3 separate regions of the Homo sapiens genome follow, and all the other regions are linked to region 3. The links are chromatin contacts, found by Hi-C or POLR2A ChIA-PET in ENCODE. All regions are on one chromosome and are shown on one strand. Each heading gives the region's core, a stretch centred on a gene start or an enhancer-like site at or near the end of the contact. The rest is flanking DNA. Distances are from core to core; before and after follow the strand shown. Region 1 overlaps SCN5A (sodium voltage-gated channel alpha subunit 5). Region 2 holds the start of SCN5A (sodium voltage-gated channel alpha subunit 5). Region 3 overlaps SCN5A (sodium voltage-gated channel alpha subunit 5).

What was found. A loop is a pair of places that touch in the nucleus more often than their neighbours do. ChIA-PET counts read pairs that join two places held with the same protein, here RNA polymerase II (POLR2A). Pooled maps may share reads with other maps.
Region 1: a map of Right ventricle myocardium inferior shows a loop between it and region 3 (3-fold over the local background). The contact joins two enhancer-like sites. A Hi-C loop is called at or near these places in 1 of 168 maps with a recorded cell type or tissue (Right ventricle myocardium inferior) and 4 of 50 pooled maps. POLR2A ChIA-PET finds 5 or more read pairs at or near these places in 2 of 52 experiments (K562 and Panc1).
Region 2: a loop to region 3 is called in a map of heart left ventricle, with 5 times the contacts of the local background. The contact joins the promoter of SCN5A here to the enhancer-like site in region 3. A Hi-C loop is called at or near these places in 7 of 168 maps with a recorded cell type or tissue (Right ventricle myocardium inferior, cardiac septum, heart left ventricle and 2 more), 2 of 37 single-sample maps with no recorded cell type and 9 of 50 pooled maps. POLR2A ChIA-PET finds 5 or more read pairs at or near these places in 1 of 52 experiments (activated T-cell).

Annotation. Positions count from the first base shown.
Region 1 is chr3:38,579,927-38,584,250 of GRCh38, reverse strand. SCN5A (sodium voltage-gated channel alpha subunit 5) reads left to right here. Exons shown (of 28, transcript NM_000335.5): 17 at 2,880-3,320. Among named protein-coding and RNA genes, the nearest start is that of SCN5A, 68 kb to the left of the region's middle. RefSeq lists enhancers at 1,514-2,497, 3,464-3,964, 2,755-4,324. Within about 2 kb of position 2,515, at least 4 of the 41 ENCODE cell types and tissues checked have a DNase peak (open chromatin) inside an H3K27ac peak, as active enhancers do.
Region 2 is chr3:38,647,421-38,652,131 of GRCh38, reverse strand. SCN5A (sodium voltage-gated channel alpha subunit 5) reads left to right here and starts at 2,445. Exons shown (of 28, transcript NM_000335.5): 1 at 2,445-2,601. RefSeq lists a silencer at 2,327-2,486.
Region 3 is chr3:38,614,753-38,619,656 of GRCh38, reverse strand. All of the region lies in intron 5 of SCN5A (sodium voltage-gated channel alpha subunit 5), which reads left to right. Among named protein-coding and RNA genes, the nearest start is that of SCN5A, 32 kb to the left of the region's middle. RefSeq lists an enhancer at 4,197-4,697. Within about 2 kb of position 3,341, at least 3 of the 41 ENCODE cell types and tissues checked have a DNase peak (open chromatin) inside an H3K27ac peak, as active enhancers do; they include heart left ventricle and heart right ventricle, where a contact is called at or near this core.

The DNA of each region.
Region 1 (4,324 bases), core at 1,266-3,765, 35 kb after region 3:
TCTTTCTGGAAGAGATTTTGGAGCTGACCTGATAAACAGGCAATGCTGAAGAGGGAAGGAACAGGATGAGCAAAGCACAGGTGCAGACAGGTGGTGGTCCAGGTAAGGTGGGGCCCATAGGAGCTTTATATGTCACCCTGAGTAGCGTGGTAGGAGTCTCTGCTGTCCCATCATGAGGGGCCCACACCTTTGCTCCTGTGGGTACCTGTCTGTCCTTGGGCAGGTGCATCTCGTCTTGTGTCTTTCCAATGTGGGGAATTCTGGAACTGAGAAAAGCCAAAATTTAAATACCAGAGAAGGCACCTTAGGAAGAGGGAAGGTTGGGGTCGTCAGTGGTTCAGGCAGCAATCCGTGTCCGCTGTGGACATGAAGCCACCTTGCTGGGTACACAGTTGGCCCACACATGCTCAAGAAGCATACCTGCATTGTCTGGCTCGCACCTGTAGCTGTATGTCTCTGTCGTGGGCAGTGCAGTCACATCAGCTCACAGAGAGGTTTTACATTCACTTTTTCAGGCTGCTGTGGGGCAAGTACTATGGGCTATAGATTCCAGAGCCTTTCCCCAAACCTGTCTGCTCTCTTCTCCCATGTGCCTTATCCAGGCCAGGACAGGACAGGCCAATCTGGGAGCAGTCTGCCACCAGCCCATGAGCCCAGAGGCCAGAGGAGTGCAGAGCCCAGAGAGAGAGGAGCCAGGGCATCAGTGCATAGTGCCACTAGAACCCTGCTCTTTGGCTGGCCCCCAACTCCCCCTTATGTCCCCCCAAACTAGCTATCCCTTGGGGTGAAGGGTTGCTCAGCCCATCCCAACCCCAGGGCCTACCAGACTGTCTATTCTGGGGAGAATGAGAATTGCCAAGCACTCAGCCCAGGGCCAGGCTGAGCCACCCCTCACACACGGAGCCCTGCGATTTCCCAGCAGATCTGCCTGGGGATGAGAAAATTAGAGGCTGCTGGAGGAGGGAGCTAATGCCAGCCCACACAGCCCCCTCCCCAGCCGCCTAAGGAATTGGGCCGCTGCCAGGCGTGGGAGGAAGCAAGATTGCCATTGAAATGGGAAGTGATGATCAGGCAGGGCTGGGAGCAGCAGCAGCACGATTGATGGGGAAAGCACTGGAAGAAGCTGAACTTCTGAAGCCAGCGACAGGGAGGGCCCTAGACTCTGTGGGTGGGCATGGCTGCCCAGGTACCCACACCACCCGCCCTACTCCCAGCCTAGGCCCAGGACTCCTGGAGGTTGGGGGATGCAGGGCCTGGTGTGAGTGAGGCTGTGGGGGAAGGATCCAGTGGGCATCCTTCCTGGGAATGGAGGTGGCCATGCCTGGGTCCTTGTGGACAAAGGCCAGGGACCAGGCCCGAGGTCGGTGTAGATAGCAGCTCAGAATGGTATCACATGCCTTACCCCTAGTGCCAAGTGTCAAAAGTGATCATCTCTCCGTAGAGATAGTACGGGAGAGGCTACCTCTTCACCTTCTGTACATATTCCACATGAATATGTATTACTTTTAAGCCAAAGGCATGTTTCTGAGGCCGCTTTTATCAGAATTCTCATTCCCAGCTTGCTGATAGGTATGGGGTCCCTGGTAGAGGTGTGTTTTAGAGGCTCTTGAGAAACCGGAACAGAGTCTCAGAGTGGATTTCCAAAAAGAACTGTGCACCCACCCTCACACACCACCCTGCTATAAAGGTGCTGGGAGGGAGGAGACACCAAGCCCATGGTGGCCTGGCGGCCTGGTGAGCCATGGGCCAGTCTGACCCATGCATGTGGGAATCGACCCACCGTCAGCTTAACTGACCCTCCATGTGACTGGGAAATGGACACAAGCCCAGCCGCTTGTCACACATCAAAGGCCTTCTTTTTAAACAAAAGCTAAAGCTTCACACTTGCAGGAGGGCTTAACGACAAGCAATTCTCCAGAACCATCCAAAGGCAGAGGGTTATGCAAACCCCCTTAAGAAGTCTCAAGTCCCTAAGCCCTGATGATAGACCTCAACAAAATACTGCGCCCTGTGGAACCTCCGACACTGCCACCTCCCCCGGCTCCCTGCAGAATAGCAGGCCTTGACCTTCACACAGCACCCTTCCTAGCACCCCTCACAGCCTAGACATGGTCAGCTCTCCATGTCCTGACCCCATGATTAGTCCAAATGCCTGAAGGCTGCCTGTGCCTTCCTGACCTCTTTTCCAGCTATTGCACCTTTCTCTGCCCTGTCCCAGCGTCCCTCACCTGGAAAGTGTGGCAGACCTGGGCCTCAGGTAGTGTGTGCCCTACAGCAGCAGCCCCAGGCCTCTGAGCACCAAGCTGGCTTCAATAGGGAACTCAGAGGCAGGTCACTGCTCCTCCTCTTTCCAACAAAGTCCCAAAAGCTCTGTGTGGCTTCTCGGTGGGATTCTGTCTTGTCCCTGGACTCACACTTCCCAGGAAGGAGACCTGTGCCCATCCTGACCCCACTGCCCCTCACTACTCCTAAGGCAGCAGGAAGAGGTAAAGGGAGAAGAAGGCTTGCATGTAGAAGCCGCTGGTGCCAAGACAGGGCTCAATGTGTGTGACTTTGTGCTAGCCCCTCGCTTTGACACTGAATGCACGCATAGTTCTCCCATTGAACCTGAGCCAGGACACGACATCCTCAATTCAGACTGTGTCTGGGCCCTTGGAAAGAGGGATTCAAATTTGTATTTTCTTTTATAGCCAAACCTTCCACATTCAATAAAATGAGGGGTTAGGATGAGGGCTCAGGGCCCTGGATTCAAGCCTCGGAGCTGTTTGTCACAGGCAGTCTTAAAGGTCTCTGGGCCTCAGTTTCCCCATCATAGAACTGGGACTGGATGGCTTGGCATGGTGCAGTGCCTTGGTGAGCCTGACCCATTATCTCGACAGGTCCTGAATCTCTTCCTGGCCTTGCTGCTCAGCTCCTTCAGTGCAGACAACCTCACAGCCCCTGATGAGGACAGAGAGATGAACAACCTCCAGCTGGCCCTGGCCCGCATCCAGAGGGGCCTGCGCTTTGTCAAGCGGACCACCTGGGATTTCTGCTGTGGTCTCCTGCGGCAGCGGCCTCAGAAGCCCGCAGCCCTTGCCGCCCAGGGCCAGCTGCCCAGCTGCATTGCCACCCCCTACTCCCCGCCACCCCCAGAGACGGAGAAGGTGCCTCCCACCCGCAAGGAAACACGGTTTGAGGAAGGCGAGCAACCAGGCCAGGGCACCCCCGGGGATCCAGAGCCCGTGTGTGTGCCCATCGCTGTGGCCGAGTCAGACACAGATGACCAAGAAGAAGATGAGGAGAACAGCCTGGGCACGGAGGAGGAGTCCAGCAAGCAGGTGGGCCCTCACCCCTGCATGTATAAGGCACCTACATATACAGGGCCCAGAGCTCTGCTGTCCGGGCCACCCAGCCTCTCTCAAAGCAGCTTCCCCTCCCAGACTGCCTTGGCAGTGGGTAGGGGTAGAAGGCAGGCCCTCCCCACAACAGCCAGCCTCTCAGAGGGGTGCTGAGACCAGCCCTCAACCCTCCCTTCCTAACTCAGTCCAGAAGCTGACCTGGGGAGGGGCTGCTATCCACCACTCATGCCCTGGCTGGGCATGGGGAGCTCATTGTACAGACAGGGAAACGGAGGCATGGCAAGAGAGACTTGCTGGGTGTTCCTCATGAGTTTAGAACAGAGCCTCTAGCCCCCAGTTCCCACACTGACCATTGTCCCCCCTCCAGGACTGGCAAGGTAGAGTGTCTTGGCGAAAGAGAAGTATGGTTTTCTGACCTCCAGACTGCCCCTTCCCCTCCTCCCACACCCAGGGCTCATTCTGAGATTTAAAAATAAGCATCCCTAAGACTGAGGTGTCAGGGACAGCACTATCTTATCTCGCAACCTGTTATTTTTAACACTTGGGACCAGAGTCTGCACAAAGCAGGCAGGGCCCACCCCTCCCCTCCCCTCCGTTCTCCCTTGGCCTGAGCCAGGCTCAGATGGCTTCTTCTCAGGGCTTTAGGTCAAGCCCCCAGGAGTGTTCTCCCTGTTGAGTCAGGCCCATCTTGGCTGCTTCCTCTGGGCCTGCACTGGCTGGGCCTGGCTGTGGAGAGCAGCTGCTCCCCATGTGTGGAACTTGATCTAAGGCTCTGGGCTTGGTTTCACATCCTCCTGCCTCCCTGTGGTCCCAGAGGCCACCCTTTCAAGTCAGGTTGCGGGGCAGTGGCAATGTCTGCTCAGGGAGAGGGAGTGTTGGTGTTGCCAGGACCACAGTTTCCAATGATCTCCAGCACAGGAGGGGAATTCCGGCTGTCTCTCATTTCCCTTCTCTGTTCCTTCTCTTGAGCCCATTGACTCTGG
Region 2 (4,711 bases), core at 1,196-3,695, 33 kb before region 3:
ATTAGCTGGGCATGGTGACGAGCACCTGCAATCCCAGAGACTCAGGAGGCTGAGGCAGGAGGATTGCTTGAACTGGGGAGGCGGAGGTTGCAGTGAGCCGAGATCACGCCACTGCACTTCAGCCCTGGAGGCAATGCAAGACTCCGTCTCAAACAAAACAAAACAAAACAAAACAAAAAATTTAAATAGGGTCTGGCAAAGAGAAGGGAGTAGCCAAGATCTTGGCAAGGGCTCTTTGTAGGAAGTGCCTGTCTCCAGACACCTGTTGCCTGTCTCTGCACTCTGAGGCCTCTCTAGGACCACAAGGTGTGCTTTTATGGATGAACTTCTACAGGTTCAGAGCTCTGGTTCCCCATCCCCTGGGCTTCTCTCCCCCTGTTTAAATTCAGGGTGCATGTAGACTTACCAGGCTCAGCCCACCTCTCCTGCTGGCAACATCCAGTTGCCCAATACTAAACAGGAGAGTGAAAACCCCACTTCTGCTACATATGGACGGAAGGGAGGCAGGTATCCACCCCTACTCCCAGCAGCTTCTATCCTAGCCTTGTCTCCTGCTTGACCCAATGTCAGTTTGCAAGTAGAAGCTTCATTCTGAGGCCGAGAAGCCCGTGATGGAAGTTCTTAGGGGAGGTAGGACCTTCCTGCTACTGTACTCTCCTGCCTGGTAGGTGTGACTCTGGGAAGGCGGCTGCACGTGGGTTGAAACGTTGACACTGCCTGCACTTCCCCTTCTGGCCGATAGTGGGAGCTGCTAGCCAACCTGAGGCTCGTCAGGCGCTAAAGGCTGGCAGCCGACCTGTGTGGTCCATCCGTCTGTACCCCAGACACCCCACTCAACTCGGGGCCGGAGAGGCCCATGTCCTGAACTTTCCTGTGGACTGACTTTCCTACTGATCCCCTCCTGCAAGCAGAGCAGCCCCTCCGTATGTACCTAAGGCGTCCAACGAAGCCCCACACCCAGGTCGCAAACGGACGCTGTCCCCCACCCCCCTCTTTGCCCTCCCACCTCTTCAAGATCCCCATCATGGAGGAGCAGGTCCCAGCCTCTGGGCTCCCAAACCCAGCACCTCTGTGCCCTCTGAGACCCTGGCACCCATTTGGCTCTCTAAGAGCGGTTCTTGCTTTTGGGAGCCCTGAAAATGTGGCAGAAAAGTGTACCATCCCTTCCAATGACTGTACTTTTTTCGTGGGCAAAAGCTGATGGCCTGTTTTTTGTTGTTGTTTTGTTTTGTTTTTGTTTTTGTTTTTAGAAGCGCAAGATTTATTGTGAAGAGGGAAAGAACAAAGCTTCCACAGCGTGGAAGGGGACCCAAGCGGGTTGCCCTGATGGCCTGTTTTGTTTAAACAAGAAGTGTGTCCCCATAGGTCCTGGGCATGGGCATGGGAGCAACTGTTTGTCAGCGTATGTCTCCGTGTGTGTGTGCCTGTGACCATGTCTCTGAGTGAGAAACAGTGGGTGTGTAAGTATGTGACTCCAGGCTCTGCATGTGTCAAGGTGAAGGTTGTATGTGGCTCAAGAGGGTGGAAGTATATATATAAAGAGGTATATACATGTATATATATGTATGTGTGTGTGTGTGTTTGCGCGCGCGCGTGTGTGGGTGTCTCTGTGTTGGTTGCCTGCTTGCTTCTGGGTCTGGGTGTGTGTTTGGTTCTGTCAGCATGTGCGTCCGTGTGTTCAGGTAGATGTGTACCATTGTGCAGATTTCTGTGGCATCACTAAGTGTGTCTCCAGGAAAGTGTGGTTCGAGTGAGTGTGTGTGTCTCTGTGTCAGTGTGTCAGTGGATGTGTGTCTAAGTCATGTGGGTGTCTAAGTTTGTCAGAGTGTCTTCCTCAGTGTCAGTGTGTGTCAATGATGTGTCTGTCTGTGTCTGTGTGGGTGTGTGGGGGTGTGTATCTGTCTCAGGGTGCATGTGTGTGTCTGTGTCAGTGCAGGTATGCCTATGGCAGCGTGTGTCTGTCTCGGCATGAGTGTCAGTGTATGCCCGTGTCCACGTGGGTGGGTGGGTGTCTGGTAGCCTTCCCAAGTCAGCAAGGTTGCGTGTGTGTGTGTGTATACTCTGGCGGGTGCTGGTGTGTATGCCAGTGTTTGTTAATGTGAGCCTGTCCGCGTCCGCGTGGGTGGCCATCTGTGGTGAAGCGTCGCCGGGTCGCCGTGTGTGTACCCCCGCCTATGTCTGTCTGTCCGCGGCCGCGTGTGCGGCTGTCTGTGGCTGTGAGCCCCCGGGTCAGTGTGGGAGTGTGCGCCCCGGCGGGCGCTGGTGTGTCCCCCCTCCGAGCGGGCGGAGCACCACGTGCGGAGCCCTGGGCGCGTCGCTCTGGGGCGGAGCCAGCCCGGGGCCCCAAGCCCCAGGCCGAACCCAGGCGGGGCCCGCCCCGACCCCGCCCCCGACCCCGCCCCCAGCCCGAGCCCGCGCCGCCTGCCCAGCCCGGGAGCCCGAACAGAGCCGCGGAGCCGAGACGGCGGCGGCGCCCGTAGGATGCAGGGATCGCTCCCCCGGGGCCGCTGAGCCTGCGCCCAGTGCCCCGAGCCCCGCGCCGAGCCGAGTCCGCGCCAAGCAGCAGCCGCCCACCCCGGGGCCCGGCCGGGGGACCAGCAGGTGAGCGAGTGCCCCCGCGCCCGGCAGCCCTGGCCCGGCCGGAGCCCCCTCCGCCTGCCGCCGCCCAACTTTCCTCCCCGAGGGCCGAAGCCTCCAGTCCCTGCGTGCTCCTCCCTGCCCCGGGTCCGCCCAGCCGCTCCCTCCCCGATCAGTGCCCCAGAGAGCCGGAGGGGGAGAAGGGGCGCAGATCCGCCCGGCTGGAGGGTATCCCCGGGGGAGACGTCTCTAAACACCGTGCGCCCCCCTTCCCTTCCCTTTCCTTCCGGGTTTCCCGGTGCGCTGTCGAGGGCCGGGGGAGGGGGAGCTGCGGCCCCAGCTTCCCGGCCATCCCTGGCGCAGGCTCGGGGAGGGTCTGGGATTGGGACCCGGATACCGGAGGCCGGAGACCCCAAGGTCAGAGCGGCGACTAGGCGCGCCATGAATGTGGTTCCAGAGAGCGGGGTTTGCGGGGGCTGACCGAGCAGGGCTGGATATGGGGGAGGAAGCCACGCACCCCCTTTCTCTGGGCCCAGGGGGAACCGTCCGCTGGGGCTGTCCTCTCTGTGGGACGAGATCTCTGCGCGTTTAGACCATGTAGAGATCTCGGTGCCCTTTGACGCCCTAAAGGGGCCGCATCTCCTCTGTCTGATCTCTGTGCTTCTCGAAGGGGTGGAGATCTCTTTGCGGTGAGATTGGAGAGAGTTCTCTGCCCTCCTCTCTCTGAGCCGGAACAGATCCACGCACCCTGATGGGAGGTGGCTCTCGACCTCTGTGTTATTTGATCGTCTTTGGTGGCGCTCTGGAAGAAAGTGGAGGTGCCAAGCTTTGTCCGAGAGGCCAAGAGCTGGTGGGGGCCAGAGGTGTGGGGACTGTTAGTGGTGGTGATGAGGATGGGGGGAAATGATGTTGGGGACAAGTCCCTGGCTGTAGGCCTGCCTTGCAAACACCTGTTGGAGAGCAGAGCACAGCCAGATCAGGATGCCATGGCTAAGATAGTGCAGGACTCACTCTTGTGCTCCTCAGTGCCTTCAGCCCAGCCCCGGGCCATGGGATCTATCTCCTCTTAAGGTCCTGGGCCTATGTTCCATTCCCAGGCATCTGCTCGCCTCCTGCTGAGACCCCAGGTGTGTCTCCCAGTGAGCCTAGGCAGTATCATCCAGATGGCAAACCACGTGACCCCCACCATGCCATGGCATCCCAAGCCCTCTCCCAGGTTCCCACCATCCTTCAGGATCTAGTGGGACCGTGAGCAGCAGAGGCCCCAGCTACTGGGGGCCCAGGCCATTGCCGCTGCCCTCAACTCCATCTGTTTGACCTCATCTCCACTCAGTTAGAATTGGGCAGGTGCATATGAATCGGTGGTAATGAGTGCGAGGTGGAATGAGGGTGGTCAGGCTGCTGTTGCAGGAGCATGGAGAGGGTGAGGTCAGGTGACAGCCAGGGTGTGGAACACAGATTCTATGTTACAGTGTCCAGCTCTGTGCTGAAAAGAGCCTCATTAAACTTTTAATCATGTCATCACTACCATATCATACAAGTGGGGAAACTGAGGCCCAGAGGAGCTCAAGGACTTATTCAATGTCATCTAGAGAATCAGTGGATTGGGGGCACCACGCAATGTGAAGACACCTTGAGATCTACTTTCTGTGGGGCAAATAAGCCTAGAACTGAGCCAGGAGGATCTGAGCAGAAGGGGAACTGGCCCTGGGGTGCCAAGAGCCAGCATTCAGCCCAATGTGGCAAGGGCAGCTGCTGTGCTCCAAGGTGCTCGGCTCCCTCTCTGTGTGTTGATCAAAGCTCCTCTGGAAAAATTCTAGTATTGACTCACTCAGCATGAAGATTGGGCTTGGAGGACTAGTGGGAAGCACCAGAGACAGCTGGGGATGGGAGAAGAGCGGAGGCTGGTGCCCAGGCAATCCAAAGAGAAGGGAGTCCTGAGGGCAGCCAGGGACAGTGGCAAATTGCAGTTTGTGTTCTGTTCAGAGGAGGCTGGCTTATGCTCACTCTTGGGAAGGTTATTGGAAGGGTGTGCAGTGGTAGAAGTGTGTCCCCAGAGCCCATTCACAGGAGAGGTGGTTACCTTTGGCCGGAATAGTCAAGAATCTTATTCTAACAAAAATAACCTTCCACA
Region 3 (4,904 bases), core at 2,092-4,591:
CTTGCAAACCCTCAGTTTCCCGACATGTGAAAGGATAGTGTTGTGTGCTGTGGTATCAGAAGCTCAATTCAGCTCTCACTTTCTAGGATGCTTGGAATCCCTGAATCTACCTATTGAAGGCAGGCTTTAACCCCAGACATGAGCAGCCCTGAGCTCAGCCATGCTGTCAGGGAGAGAGGACAAAGAGGGAAACTATACCCTGGTGAATGGGGTATAGACGGAGAACCTGGTAGTGGGAAAATGCATCAGAATCTCTGTCTCTAGGTACACTATTTGTAAGCCAACTCTAGCCCTCCATTTTACAAGTGGGAAAACTGGCTCTGAGAGACAATACCACTTACTTGCCCCAAACCCAGTATGGATTTAGGCCTGGGTGGAGTTAAGCGAGCAAGGAAAGAGTGGTGGGAGATGAAGTTGCAGAGTAGTGGGATGGAAGACAGATCGTGGTAAAAGCCAGGTGTGATGGGAGTCACCGGGGTGTAAGAACAGGCAGAGCTGTGACCCGCTTTACATTCTGTAGAGACTCCCCTGGCTATGGTGTGGACCACAGACTGGAGAAGGTAGAGACAGACGGAGTAGTTAGGAGGCTATATCTTGGAAGCCAGGAGACAGAAGATAGTGACTGGAACCAAGGACCAAGTGGAGAAGGGGAGCACCTGGTCAGATTCTGGACATACTTTGCAGGTAGGGCTGACAGGAGGCCCCCCAAGGTGGTTTTTGGTTTGAGCAGCTGCTAGGTGGACGGTGTTCCCATTGGTTGAAATGGAAAATTGGAGAGAGCGACACTGGCTGAAGTAGGAAGAAAATCAAAAGTCCAGTTTGGGATGTATGACATTTGAAAGCACCCAGGGTGAGATATTGAGTAGGCAACTGGATATTCCAGTCTAGGGTTCAAGAAAGAGCTCCAAGGTGGAAGTATAAATTTAGAAGCTATGGGGATACAGATGGTATTTAAAGCCAGGAGACCAGATGAGATCACCTAGGCATGAGTGTAGCCTGTAGCCTGAATGTACTGTGGGATGCCCCAACATCTCATCTGGAGGCCAAGAGAGAAGGCTGGAGGGCAGAGGCAAATCAGGAGAGAGCAGTGTCTGGGAAGGAATGTGATTCCGCTGGAAACCCGCCACCGGGAGGTTGGGGAAGGTGACGACTAAGAATGGACTATTGGATTTGACAGAGGGGGAAGGTCACTGGTGCCCTTGACAAGAGAGGTTCCAGTGGAGGAAAAGGACATGCACTTGGTTAAGGAGGGTTCAAGAGAGAGTGGGAAGAGAGGAGGTGTGGCAAGTACAGACATCTATTTTGCGGGGCTTGCTATAAAATGGGACTGAAAATGGTGTAGTGGTCAGTGCGGAATGTGGGTCAATCAAGGGAGGGCTTTTAAAGAAGGGGGGTGTCTTTGCAGGCTGGTGAAAATGATCCAGTAGAGAGAGAATGCTAGATGATGTAGATGAGCAAGGGGATTGCAGGAGCAAAGCCCGTGAGCTGGCCCAAGAGGGTGGGAATGCAGTGCCAAGGGGGAGCATCGACCTGAAGAGTGGGGAAGGCTGAATTTCAGGTGGAGATGGAGGTAGATTGATAAGAGTTGATAATGAAATGAAAGGAATTTCTCTTCTGATTGCTTCTATTTTCTCAGTGAAATAAGAAGCTTGATCATCAGCTGAGAACAGAGTGGGGAGGCACATCTGAGGTTTCAGAGAGAGGGAGAACTTTTCATGTCAGAGCCGAGGAGGTTGCACTGACTTGGGAATGGAGTAGGGTTGCCAGGCTGGGCCGTGGGGTGCCCTGTGGGTGGGAAGCAGTAATCCACAGCAGTGTCCTGAGGCTGGGTGTCACAGGAAGGAAGGTGGCTTCGGGCAGGAGAGGATACACCGTCTGCCTGAGCCTTTCCTAGCTCCCCAACCTGGAGCCTGGGCAAGACAGTATCACCACAGAGGCAGCCCCAGATCCCAGGAAAAGTCATTGCCCTGGGCCAAGCTTTGGCTCAGGCTGTGTCTCTGGGAGATGCTCTGAGCGACCTCAGACCCTTAACAAGTCCTCCTGCCCTGTCTCCTGGGAGAATCCTGGTTTCATTCCCAAACCGCTTCTTTCACTGGGAGTCACAAAGCAGGTGTGCCTTCCTCACCGAAACCTGCTTGCCTTTGCTGTGTGCCAGGGCCGAGGCTGACAAGGCAGAACTCGGCCTCAGAAGCTCAGACACTCTCCACGTTTCCAAGCATCTCACAGAAATGGCACATCCACTTCCCGTAGGGCTGTGTGACCCATTGGCACATCAGCTGTGGGCCCTTGGCTGGCCTGGCCTGGCAGCTTTGATTGACAGGGATTCTGGCTTTGAAATGCATTCTCTTAGAGATGCAATGGTTCAGTAACAAGGGACTCTAGGATGATCAAAGGAGATTTGAGTGAAGGGAAACATTCCATTCAGTGGAATCCTCCATCTGACCTCCATTACACAGATGGAGAAAGTGAGTCTCACAGAGAACCTAGCACTTGCCCAAAGTTATAGACTGAATCAGAAGCAATGCTGAGACTAAAACCAAGTCTCCCAACTCCTAACCATGGGATGGATGGGAGAGGCACCCCGAGTCTGATGTTTCTGCTGGGGTGATCCTCCACCCCACTGATTTAGAGGCTGTGGGAGGGTCTGGGGCAGGGTGCTGGGAAGCCTGCCAGGCTCAGCCAGAGCTCTTCCTGTGGCCCCACTCACAGAAGGGCATTACCTGCTAGTTAGCATAGCCTCCCACCTTCTGGGGTTGTTATGGAAACCAAACCTGGAGGGGAAGGGAGGAAGGGCAGAGAGGAGGGTGGCAATTCCTGCAGTCACTAACGGCGTGGGCTTCACCATCTCAAGATAAGGGAGGGGCAGGAAGAAGGCTTCCCTGCAGTGGGGCTGGTGATGGGATAGGATTCTCACCCACCACCCTTTGCTCTTTCTGCCCCTGTCTGCTGTCCAGCTGTCTGCCTCTGGCCAGCAGCTTAGCCATCACTGAAGGAGCAGACTGGCCTGGAGGAGGGTTTTGCCAGCCTGAGAGGGGCAAAGCTCTGACCCCTCACGTGACCCCACACTTGCCACCTCTGCAACTGGCCCTGTGTCATACCAAGCATTCCTCCAGCCCTGCCACACTCAGAGGACCCAAAAGAGGCCTCAGTGGGGATCTGGGTAGAATAAAAGAGGCAGTAGCACACCAAGTCACCAACATGGCCCCAGACATTCCACACCCTTACCCTGTAAGTCCTCTTTTAAGACTTCCTCTAACTCATGATTGCTCTCCCAGACAGACACACGGCCACCAGCTGCACTCCTATTTCCAGCCACTCAGCTGGCTTTGCAAGCCTGCCAGGAGCACAGATATGGTCCTCCCTTATTCTGTCACTAAGCTGTCCTTGTCACCTTGGGACACCAGCTGCCTAGAAGGCAGACAATGAATGGAGGCCAAGCACTGTCTGTGCTGGGGACACTGTGCTGGGGGCAGGTTCCACCCTGGGACAAGCAAAGACAGGCAGAATATAAGCTAGAGATAGGCAGAGTTTTCAATGGAGACACCAGGGGACAGACTGGGTCTGTAAGGGACAGGAGGGAAGCAAGGACTGTTGAAGCAAGGACGGTTGGTTCCCTCTCTAACCTGCACAGTATTCCACTCACTCCCTGTAACTAGAAGAGACAGCCGCGAAACCAGTATCCTAGGCAAGGGGAGCTGCTGTCCTTAGCCACACCCGGTAGAACAGCAGCCAGAAAAGGGGCCCAGAGCCTCCAGCAGGCCAAAGCCATGTTTCCATGGGATGGCAAGGTCAGCAATATCCCAGGCTCAGCCAGAAAGTCCTGTGGCAGCACCATGTCTGGAGAGAGACCGAGAGAAGAATGTTGGACAGAGCCCTGAGAGTCTGAGCCGTCGTGGAGAATGGAATAGCTCTCAGAAGTTGAGAGGGAACTTGGATCAAATTAACAGGTGTATATGAGCCAGAACAAGCACAGTGACCTCTGCTCCCCAGCAGATGATGGGACTGCATCTGACTGCCACGCTGGAGAAAGATGTACATGCTGAAGTGAATACAGGAGACGAAATGGAAGCCACACCACAGAAAGGGTCTGGTGTCATCAGAGGAAAGCAAGCTCTGGCAGTGTGTCTGCTGACGTCCCATCTGTGTAGGGCTTTGCGAGTAAGGAGAGATCAGCATGGTGCATAGGGCCATGTGAAGATGGAGGGGCTCCTCCAGTGGACATAGAGAAAGCTGGTGTCAGCCCAGTGTCAATTAGAGCCAGACCTGTGGACCCCAGGGCATTAAGCCCCTTGACTCAGCTGGCCAAGTTCTTTCCTGTAGATATTCAAAGCCTGAAGGGGAATTGGGAAGCTGGGAGCAGACTGGAAGGGCCTGGAGGTCCAGACCGCCCAGCAGAGTGAGTCTGGCAACAGTGCCAGCCCACCCTTGCACTCACCCAGAGCCACAGGGCTGACGTCCTCTGTCTGACATCACTCAGACACCTACGTCAGACCCACTTGGTTAAACATCAGACATCCCAAGTCCAATGTCCTTTGTTAAATACCAGACACCTTCGGTTAAATGTCACACACCCTGGATGCAAAGCCTTTGATTAAATGTCACAAGTCACTTGCCACTGTCCTGATGGCCTTGGTCACACACTGTCTGTGGTCCTCGTGGTCATGTGGCCCATATACTGCATGTCCTCATGCTCTGCTTGGTCCCTGCCCCCCAGAGACCACCTTCTTACTCCTGTCCCTGTGGAGGCCACAGATGGGCAACTGCCCAAGTTCCAGGAGGGGGCCCACAGCCACTTGCCCTGCTGATCCTCACTCGGACCCAAGCAGGACAGACCCCAGGAAGGGCATCTTGCTTCTGGAGGCCACTCCTCCGGTGGAGACCCAGGGCCATCCCTGGAAGATACC